2 separate regions of the Homo sapiens genome follow, and region 1 is linked to region 2. Evidence: chromatin loops called from intact Hi-C (ENCODE). Cell type or tissue: Caco-2. All regions are shown on one strand. Each heading gives the region's core, and the rest is flanking DNA. Links, peaks and the distances in the headings are about the cores only.

Region 1 (5,389 bases), core at 157-5,156, 150 kb before region 2:
AGATTTTTCATCCTTTGCAAACATTGTAGGGTTTCAGAGGTAGCGGCTGGTGAGAACCCTCTTGTGTTTGACTGCAGCCTTCGAGGTTTAGAGCTGTCCTGCATTTCAGGGGGTGAATGGCTACTGGTAAAGAGGTCAAAATGAGCTTTATTCCAAGAGTTAAGCAATGAAGTTGCAAAGTTTAATTGGTGTAATTTTGGGAGATAAGGATGGAAAGGGAAGGATGTTAGGATAGTTTGAATCCTCTAAGAGGAGAAAAGGCAAAACTGATATTTGACTTTCCCACTGTATTTAGAGTATAGCCTTCATGGGGTAGCTGTTTCTTCTTGTGTTTGGTATGGCTCAGAGCACTTGAAAATGTCACTGGCTGAAGAAGAGTGCTTGTGATGATATTTTTTAATTCACTTTTTTTGTAGACTTTAGTACTATAAAGAAATGATACATAGAGGGGAGTAAAAACTTGTCTAGCTAACAATTGGTATTATAATGGTTTTGAATGCACAGTTCTGATTAAATTTTATACATTTCTTCCGTTGGCCAACTTATCGTGAGCCTGGTTGTATGCCTCTGGTGTTTGTATGATATTCACTGCATTTTTTTCTAACGTGTTAAGGATTCTATTTTAAATAGAAAATCAGATTGCAGTTTGAAAAACTTAGTTTTAAAACTCTACCATCTGCTAGATTTGTGGAAGAGGATCTGGTAAATGAAAATTGTGTGTGTATGTGTGTGGTTTATTTTATAGGCACTGCATATTTCTTTGATGATCTATTTTCCAAGCTCATTCTTATCTTTTAGAAGATGTTTCAAGGATTTATGCATCTGGCAAGATTTCAGAGAACTCTATAGTGGTGGAGATGTACACTCCATTTATAGGGAATCCTGAATCAGGGTCATTGAGAGCATTTATTTTGTTTTGCGCTTAAATTTATTTCTGCTCTGGACATTTCTTTCAAATGGATCATTTTTACATGGTCAAATCTAAGCATTTTATTCATAAGAACTCTAATAATAAAGCTTTTTCAGTCCAGACATAGGTGGAAATTTGCAAAATGCATCAGGAAAGTATGGCAATTGCTTTTCAAGCCATCTTGTATTTGAGAAAGTATTGCATTCATTAGTGTTTGCAAAACTACCTTTAATGGTGCAAAAGTAAAGCTGACCTCTCCCTTTTGGTGCACAGATGTATAAACTTTATGGAAGTACACCCCAAGGTAGAGACTTATTGGAGTAACTCTTAGAAAGGGCAAAGTTGGCCATAAACAGTGATGCAATAACCCCACAATTATGTATGCTCAATTATTTGGAAGGGAAGTCTGGGAGAAGTGTTTTATATGATTACATGGGCAAATAAGAAGTGAGTGTGGAGAAGCACGGTCCAAAGGTTTGCATTTGTTGTGTATATCCCAAATAGCACCCTAATACAGCTTTATAATGTAAATCCACCGGTACCAGTAAAACAGCATTTAAAACAAATTGTAAAATGAACAACATTTGCAAAGCAATAAAGAAACCACCTTTGCAATCACTTTACTACAGTTTTGAAAAATGTTAGTGAATAGCTCTCCAAAGATGCAAGTAAATAATATTTTATTAGATTTCAGCCTAGGAGAAAGGGGAGGAAAACCTTCAACTAGAATTACATGATTATTGCTTTGCTCCTCCCTCAACCCAGCAAACATTAAAATGGAACATAAAGCAAGTCTATAACAAGATTTATGAGGAAAGGTATTACACTTAGGGGCACATTGTGCAGAAAAGTCATTAAAATTGTTTGGGCCTTAAGAAGGGGAAAAAAAAAACCTTTTGAGAAAAATGAGAAACTCAGATGTATCAAAATGCCTTCCTTATGATTACCTGAGGCTTTAGGTTTTTAAAAGCCTTTGTACCTAAAGGTTCTGATTCATTCTCTATTGTGGCAACTTTTTCCTACCAGACAAAACTGAAAGATTTTGTTTCTCTAGGAAACATACTTAAAGAAGTATAGTAGACCTGGCATTCCTTTTGCATGCTCTGGTAGACCCCGGCTCTTGTATAATAAAAACAATATAGGCATGTTATATTTGCCATATGTTAGTTAGGGGGTTTCAGCAAACAAATACCTCCTTGTGCACAGAAGTAGATGAAAGCAAAGCTTACTGATGTCTACTATGCCTTAACTTACCTTCTTTGTCCTACATAGTCTGCCTAGCAGACTTCTTTCTGGTTGGTTGTATGCATATTTGGATAATGGTGATAGCTCAGCATATTCTTTATGCTTTGTTCCGCTCTGAGGACAGCTAGTACACTCGATTCAGTATTATATGCTTTCCTATTTCCTTGCCTGATGCTTCTGTGTTATGCTAAATCTCAGTTTATTCTGTCAGTAAAGTTGAGGAGAGTGAGTGAGGAGTGCGTTTGCATGTGTGTGTTTTCTTATCTGTAAAGTTTTAACTTTGGCTTACTGTTTAACCAGGAAACTCAGCAGGACAAAGGAGATCTAAATAAAACTATATTCCTGTTGAGAATCTCCAAGGTTATGCAATACTATAAAATGGTGGTTTGAGTAGAAGTTCTGTAGTTCATCCTTATCAGACTAATGGTTTTGGGGTTTTTGAAAAGGAATGTTTCAAGGAGGTCTTTGAAAACCATTTTCTTCAAATGTTCATTGCATCTGAGATCCCATTTTTGTCCCTTTATTTGCTCCAGAATACCGCCCAACTGCCAACAAAGAAGGGCTTGTGCTCCCAGGAATTTTCTGCATTCCTCTCTGGAGTAGGCATTTTTCTCAGCTACAAAGGCCCTTTGGCGAATTCCCTCTAATCATTGGATTTGCCCTGGGCTCTGATAGGTGCCATTCATGGACTTGGTCTGCTGTTTGATGGGGCTGAGGCATTAATGGGATCTTTTCATGATAAACAAAACTGGGTAACATTACCAGAGGGATCACAAAGCTGCTGTTGTAGGGGGAGTGTGGTGCTTTCTCTCTCTTTCTCTTTCTCTCTCTCTGCTTTTTCCTTCTTCCTCCTCTTCTCCCTGTTCTTTTTATGAACGCACATTTGTGTGCGTGTGCAGCATGGCCATTTCTAGAAGCAGATCTTCTGACCTTTGCTGCTACTCGTAAGTCAATGGCCAATGGCAAGGCCTTTGTTGAACATAAGATGATTCTATATACTGATCTGATCTACAGTAGCTTCACAGCCTGCGGGGAGGTCTGTGTTTTCTTAATTGATTAAACGTTGGAAGAATACTGCATGAAGAATCTGATTTTGAGATCTTTCTTACATGCTGGCATTTAATTACTGAAAGTATCTGGTAGTTGAGATGAATGAGTCTGGGGGAATAAATACTTAACACAAGAATTCAACTTCATGTGGCTGCTGTGGTGGTATATCCCTGGCTGTGTTATCAATGCCAGACTGAATGGGGTAACTCGTCACTGTTGTTGTATCCTATTTGCTTCTCAAAAGAATGCAAAAATGGTTAGTTGAAACCTGATTCCTGCAATAGTGAAGAAGTGAAATTAGAATTATTTTAGGTGATGAACACTATTTTTTTAAAGTTTTTATTTTTGTGGGTATGTAGGTGTGCATATTTGTGGTGTATGTGAGAGATTTTGATGCGGGCATACAATGCTTAATAATCACATCAGGGTAAATGAGGTATTCATCACCTCAAGCATTTATCCTTTGTGTTGCAAACAATTCAGTTACACTCTTAGTTATTTTTTAATGTACACTTAAATTATTATTGACCATAGTCACCCTGTGGCATAACACTGTTTTTTTGATGAAAAGAAACTGACAGTACAAACTAGAGAACTTGTGATCATATTAACGGCATTATTTTTAAGTTTCTGAGAAAATTAAGGAAAAAGTTTCTTATTTTAAATGGAAATCTCTGATGTAATTTGGAAATAAATAGTACATTAGGCATCCTGATAGAGGTAATTCTACTTACTTGCCATGCATTTTCTTATGTTCCATCTGAATACTGGGGCTTAGGCAAAAGGACAAAAAGGAGTGGTCAGGGAGAGCACAGAGTGAGCAAGCATGCAGAGCAGCGATTTAAAAGTCAAAAGGAATGTTAGGTTAAGGGAGGATGGGTGAAAAGCAATGCTTATTATTTGTCCTAAAGCAAGAAGAAAGGCCGGGCGTGGTGGCTCACGCCTGTAATCCCAGCACTGTGGGAGGCCAAGGCAGGCAGATCACCTGAGGTCAGGTGTTTGAGACCACCCTGGCCAACGTGGTAAAACCCTGTCTCTACTAAAATTACAAAAATTGACTGGGCATGGTGGCACGCCCCTGTTGTAATCCCAGCTACTTGAGAGGCTGAGGCAGGAGAAATCACTTGAACCCGGGATGTGGAGGTTGCGGTGAGCTGAGATCGCGCCATTGCACTCCAGCCTGGATGACAAGAGCAAAACTCCATCTCAAAAAAAAAAAAAAAAGTTAAATGATTCATCCATCGGAAGGGATAGCACAGTGCCCTCGTGTTTCCACCAGCCACTGATGCTAATTCTTCATTTTAATTTTGCCTTGACTTCCTGGCTAAGTGTATGTATTTTAATATGAGTTTCAGCCTCCAACTAAATAACAAACAGGACACCAGGCTTCTGTCTAGCCAAGGTGTCGTGATGCTGTTTAACAGCCCCCAAATCCCTACCTCAATACATTTTAAAATATCCAGGTGCTGTAAGTCGGATGGGAAAAAGTTTGAGGAGAGAAAGTCATTACCTTCGGTAGAGCAGCACTTTATTCATTTTTTTTTTCAGGTTTTGCTTTTTGATTAATGCTTTTTGTTATCATCTGTTCAGTATAACATATTGTAAATCATAAACTCAGGGTTCAGATCTTTCAGAGACTTTTGCAACTTGAAAGGTGGAGCTTCCCAGCCTCAAGGAAATCTGCAGTGGCTAGTGTTTCCCACAGGGCCCCATTACCCAGTCCTGGAAAGGTGCTAACGAGGCATCTTTTTTTTTCCCAGTGAAGAAAACATCATGCATTTTAAAATATCGGTGTTATCTGATATTCACATGTTTCAAACATATGGTTATAGTACATATTCAACAGCCCTTAAGGGCTTAAATATCCTTTGTATGTACTATAATCCTGGTGGTAGCCACTATACAATGAGCACCTACTATGTCCAGCGCATGATTCACATTATCCTTAATCCTCCTAGCCTCCCTGCCAAATCATGTTACGATTATTCCCATTTTAAAGATGAGGAGGCCGGGCGCAGTGGCTCACGCCTTTAATCCCAGCACTTTGGGAGGCCGAGGCAGGCAGGTCACAAGGTCAGGAGATCGAGACCATCCTGGATAACACAGTGAAACTCCGTCTCTACTAAAAATACAAAAAATTAGCCGGGCGTGGTGGCGGGCGCCTGTAATCCCAGCTACTCGAGA
Region 2 (5,389 bases), core at 112-5,111:
CTGGTTATAATCCAGAGTATTGAATGTTTTTCCTGATACTCACTTGTCACATGATTTAAGTCAAGCCTGTTTGCTTCTCGGGGACTCAGTTTTCCCATCTGTAGAATATTACTCTCTGGCATCTTCACCACAGAGTTTAAAGCATTGGCCATATGTTAACCTCTTTACTTTTCACAATCCTGTAAGAGTCAGGCACAGATACTTTGCTTCAGACCTGAAAGGAAAAAGAGAAGCAAAGAAATTGTGGGGTCTGCCTACAGTTGCAGTATAGCTGGGATAACAATTTACATTGTTTATCTTAATGCCAAATGCTATTGTTTTCCAGAAACTTCTCTGTCAGAAAAATGGAATTATTAACAGAGAAATATGGCACCTTGCTTGCAAGTCATTTGACTTGGCTGTTTAAATGAAGTTAGGGGATTTCAAAACCCAATCTAATAGAAAAACATTGGTCAGAGTTTGACATTATACAAATATTTCATACTTGGGGCCTACTGCCTTGAAACACTGACTAATCCTCACTGTTACCTTGTGAAATACATTATTAGTCATTATTAGTTCCATTTTACAGCTGGAGGAACCAAAGAAGAAAGTTCAAATGGCTTCTCTGGGGCCACAGAGGAAGTCAGTACTACACAAGAGAAATTCTTGTATTTTCTCTCTCTTTTGCTCACCCAGATAGAGAAAGCAGGTTTTCTGGAGAAGTTCTCACATCTGAAATCATTCATGAAACTAGAGGCAAATTCACATGGCATTAGTTTTTGAGAACAGTCACAGCTACAGCATTTCTAAAAATGTAAACATAACAGCAAATGTAAGATCCATATTGGAAAAACACCCTTGAGGTTGTGTTTCTCTAATTGTAGTCATTGGGCTTCCAGGAATTTGAGAGCACAGACCCCAAACCATTCACAGACCATGACACTTCTCTTACTCATGAATTAACTATATATTGGTATTCAATGAAAAGCTGATGTCTTTTTATGCGTACCCTAGCCAAAAATAATGCTAGGCTTCCTGATGATTCTCAAGATGTGTGGTGAAGTGTGTGTGTGTGTGTGTGTGTGTGTGTGTGTGTGTGTGATGTCAAGTAGACATTTACTGAACATTAACTGTGTATCAAGCACTGTGCCTACTTGTTGGAAAATAGAAGTAAAAATCTCCTTCCCCTAGAAGAATTTAGGATTTAGGTAAGAAAATAAAATACACATATCTACCAGGCTCTGGTAAAATCTAGAGTTCAAATATGTTATTTTTAATTTTGCTTAACCCCATATTTCTTTAACTTTTGGAATTCAGAATTTTTCTTCAAGAAGCACCTAATAATAATGCCACTATAATTAGTACTTTTCACTTTAAAATTAATTTTTTAATCTCTCCATCAGTATTCAGGTTTAGAATTTCCTAAAAGACCATGTACTTAAGCTTTCTTATAAAACAATTACATCATCAAGATGCAAATAAAGACTTCTTAATTTCCATCTATATTCAATTATTTTATGTTAAATTTGGGCTTCCCGTCTGCCAAGTTATATGCTGTATGGTGAACATATAAACAGGAAGCCAGCATTAGCCCTGCCCAGTAGTGTAGTGGAAGAATGACATGGAAACCTCTGATTGCAATACAATGAGACGAATGCTGGTTGACACACCTACAATATATGACCAGCGCCTGGAAACCAGCCATGCTAGCACATGGGGGTGCACGGAGGTGTACCGGGCGAAGGAAGGCTTTATGGAGGAAGTGATGTTTGAGCGGCTCTGAAAAAAACAGAAGGTCCCCAAGGTGAGAAGAGGATGAGGACTTTTCCAGGCAAAAGGAGAGGCAAAATGGCGTGATTTGGGAGTCTCCTGGGGATCTACCCGTCAAGAGAAAACCTCCTGAGAAGGTCTATAAGTGGAGCAGCGTCTACAGGGCGCTTCGCACAGCAAGCTGAGTCAAACACCAAACTGCTTCAGCTAACGAAATCTGCTGCCAGCATCTTCTGCTGTAACCTGCAAACACTGAGATACCTCTAACTTCTCGCCTTTCTTCCCTTCTTCCTCTTCCAAAAAAAAATGGTAGTGTCTGCTTCCAACTTCTCAAGCATGTGGAAAAAGACCTTGAGCTCCATCAGTGAGTAAGACCAGATAAACAGCAGTGCAGTGTTAGTGTCATCTTTGTCAGACTCATGAAAGAGCCTCCTTAAACAATAAATTATCATCAACATTCCAGGGTATAGTTGCTTAATATGTGTACTAGCCACGTCTCTGATACCTCTTCTTTCCGGGGTTTACCCTTTGGCTATTTCACTATTTGTTAGCATTTATGTACACAATTGGTTGTGCAATTCTACTCTTTCAGCTGCTGTTAGTTCTTGTGGTGATGAAAGGTAAAACAGAGGGTGCAATAAGATTCAGGAATAATCTGTGGACTTTTATTTTTTAGTGTGATCTATCTCACAGAAAATTGACATGTTTGTTTTTATTTTATGGAAAACTAACTTTACTCTCAAAATGTTCCTTTACCGTGTTTTTTGGTGAAAAACATTTTTAAATAGTCTCCACAATTGTTGAATGGCTACTTTTCTGATGAATTTCTTAAGCAGTAAGAGAAGTCCCTACAGCAAGCAGTCTGCTGTTTTGAAATTGTTTGCAAGGGAAAGTATTGTATAAAGATAATTATGTTGTGGCTAAAGAACTATCTTAGGCTAAAGTCCTTGAACAAAGAACAGATAAGCATGTCTTTGTTTGAAGTTTTGTGGTGAAATAATCATTGGCAGCTTATGTAGATATGCCTTGATTGATAACTATCCTATGTTTTTTTTTTTTTTGTTTTTTTTTTTTTTGAGACAGGGTCTCTCTCTCTCTGTCACCCAGGCTGGAGTGCAGTGGTGCAATCACAGCTCAATGCAGCCTCTACCTCCTGGGCTCAAGCAGTCCTCCCATCTCAGCCTCCTGAGTAGCTGGAACTACAGGCATGCACCACCATGCCCAGTTAATTTTTCAAAAATTTTTTTGTAGGGACAGGGCCTCCCTATGTTACCCAGACTGTTCTCAAACTCCTGGCCTCAAGCAATCCTCCTGTCTCAGCCTCCCAAAGTGCTGGAAGGCTGAAACAGCCCAGCCTCTATGAAAATATTTTTTTAAATGTGGAGCATTTGCTGGGTAACAAAGTACCTTTTTAAAAAAATCCACATTGAAGAAAGTCATGTATTCACTCAGCAAATATTTACTGAGTTGCTTCATCTGCATAAACACAGATATAAATTCTTGATACATCATTTTTAAAACAAATAATGATTATAATTACTCAAGGGGAACTTAAGACTGATTACTGTTGGCAAATACAAAATCATAATACCATATATTGAGCAATTACTAAATATCAGGCACATACTAAGTGCCAAATGTATATATTATCTCACTTAATCCTCTTGGTAACTCTTTGAGGTATTTTCATTAACCCCTTTTTACAGGTGAGGAATCTGAAAGTCAGAGAGATAAAGAAACTTGTCAAAGTTTGTTAGAGCTAATACACAGAACCAGGTTTTGAACTCTGGAATGTCTAGTTCCAAAGGCTTATCACTTAACCACTATCTCCCCATTGCCTTAGGTAATATATTAGCCAAAAGAAGAGCTACTTATTGAGATACTTATCCCTGGTTGGTAACATGGTAACACATCATTTACAGTGTACAAGATGTGTAGCCACTAACAACAACCCTTGAGGCAGGTGTTTATTAACTCTTCTATTCTAGAGCTGAGTAAATTGAGACTTAAGGAAATTAAGGGACTTACCTAAAGTCATACTGCTAGCATGAGGCAGGATGAAGACCAGAAGTCAGGAACAACTCCTCTGCTGTTGCAACTGTACCACTCTGTACTACAAAGAGGTAGAAGGAGAAGTGATGGGAGGTTTGTCTTTCAAAACACGTGCACATGCACTCCACAAGTAAGGAGGTACTAGTACTTCTCTTTGTGTTAATAAAAATAATAATTTGAATTAAAATGCCTCTCAATTTTAATTTTACAAAAATTCAGCAGCAATTAAAACAATTCATTAGCCTAACAATAAATACCAACAGAATCACATATTTAGAGTCCTCATAAAATATTAAGGTATTACTGATTATAAAAAACATATTTTTCTTGGTTTCTGTATTTAATAGCCTTTCAAGGGCTGGAGATTGTTTAGAATTACAGATAATGATTTTAAATCTTTTTCACTGTAGGAAAACATAGCAAGATAAAACGAGGAACTCATTATCTACCTGTTTTAATATGAAAGCGGGTAAATTTTCCAAAATGAATTGTTAATGAAAACTCTGAACAGATAATAAACCACGAAGAGACCTTTCAATCCCGTTAATTCTTGAAGTTGAAATTTTTAAATTTAAAATGGAGAGGAAAGAGTAAAAAACTCTATCCCTCTGAAGGATGTTTAGAGGATATAATTCAAAAATTCGGTGCCAACAACAATTTATACACAGCATGAAGAACAATGAATTCCACTTCTGTGGTTGTATCTGGAGAATAAAACAAGTCAAAAGGAAAAATTCCAAAGAAGGTTTAAATTTATTCTCCAACCTCAGAGCCTAGTTCGAGTTCGCCTGTGTGGTTTTATTGCTTAGTTCACACATAGGAATTAGCACTGGGGATCCTAAAAGCCTGTTTAAAAAAAAAAATCTTTTGCTCCTGGTGTTGATACAAGAAAACACTCTTTCTTAAATTCAGTATGTGATTATTTGCTTCCTCATAAGTTCAAAATGCGTGAAAAGAGAGAGGGGAGTGTCTTTAAAAAAGAACATCCTTCCACCACATTTTAAAACATTGCTCTTTTGTCAATGACAGGCAATTGGGGGCTTCTAAAAACAAAGGAACATAGTGGTATCTTTCAAATTAGTCAAGAGGGAATTTAGTGTCAAGTTATGTTCATAACCAGATTACCCATGGAGTTGCTTTCTGTAGTTACTTCTTTATAGGGAATATATATAACTTAAATTTTAAATCACCAAGATTTAACATTGATCTTTACTACAGTAAAATCCCACTGTGGGGGAAGGAGGGGGAAACTCTTACCATGGCATTCCTTCAGGAATAACTTTTTATAGTTGCAACCAGATAAAATATGATTTGCCTATAAGATGAAAGCTACTACTATATTTTACCATCTGCATTATATATTACTGTGAAATTATATTAAAGTTATATTGAAATAAGTGCTAGAAGAAGACCAATTGTCTAACCAAAGAAAACATTCAGAAATCTAATAGTTTCAGAAAGGAGAAATGTAAGGTACAAAATGTATATTTTGCCGAAGTCGTATAACAGAATGATCAAGGAAAGACCATCTAAATTGCCTAGGAGTCTAGGCGTTCACAGTCATGTGTTAAACTCCAAGATAGGT

Evidence for each region. Peaks named below come from ENCODE experiments on the same cell type or tissue, not always from the same donor. Only the 100,000 strongest peaks of a DNase experiment are listed, where the experiment ranks them.
Region 1: it touches region 2 in a loop (6-fold over the local background); 6 of 110 quality-filtered maps call a loop at or near these places.

Annotation. Positions count from the first base shown.
Region 1 is chr12:65,893,552-65,898,940 of GRCh38, forward strand. All of the region lies in intron 3 of HMGA2 (high mobility group AT-hook 2), which reads left to right. Among named protein-coding and RNA genes, the nearest start is that of HMGA2-AS1, 14 kb to the left of the region's middle. RefSeq lists enhancers at 2,522-3,289, 3,290-4,057, 4,058-4,824 and a silencer at 3,238-3,532. In Caco-2, for the core only: no CTCF peak of the experiment used is centred there; DNase peaks (open chromatin) are centred at 2,770 and 4,119; H3K4me3 peaks cover 891 bases.
Region 2 is chr12:66,046,999-66,052,387 of GRCh38, forward strand. No RefSeq gene overlaps it. Among named protein-coding and RNA genes, the nearest start is that of LINC02425, 19 kb to the left of the region's middle. In Caco-2, for the core only: no CTCF peak of the experiment used is centred there; DNase peaks (open chromatin) are centred at 1,693, 2,202 and 2,903; H3K4me3 peaks cover 760 bases.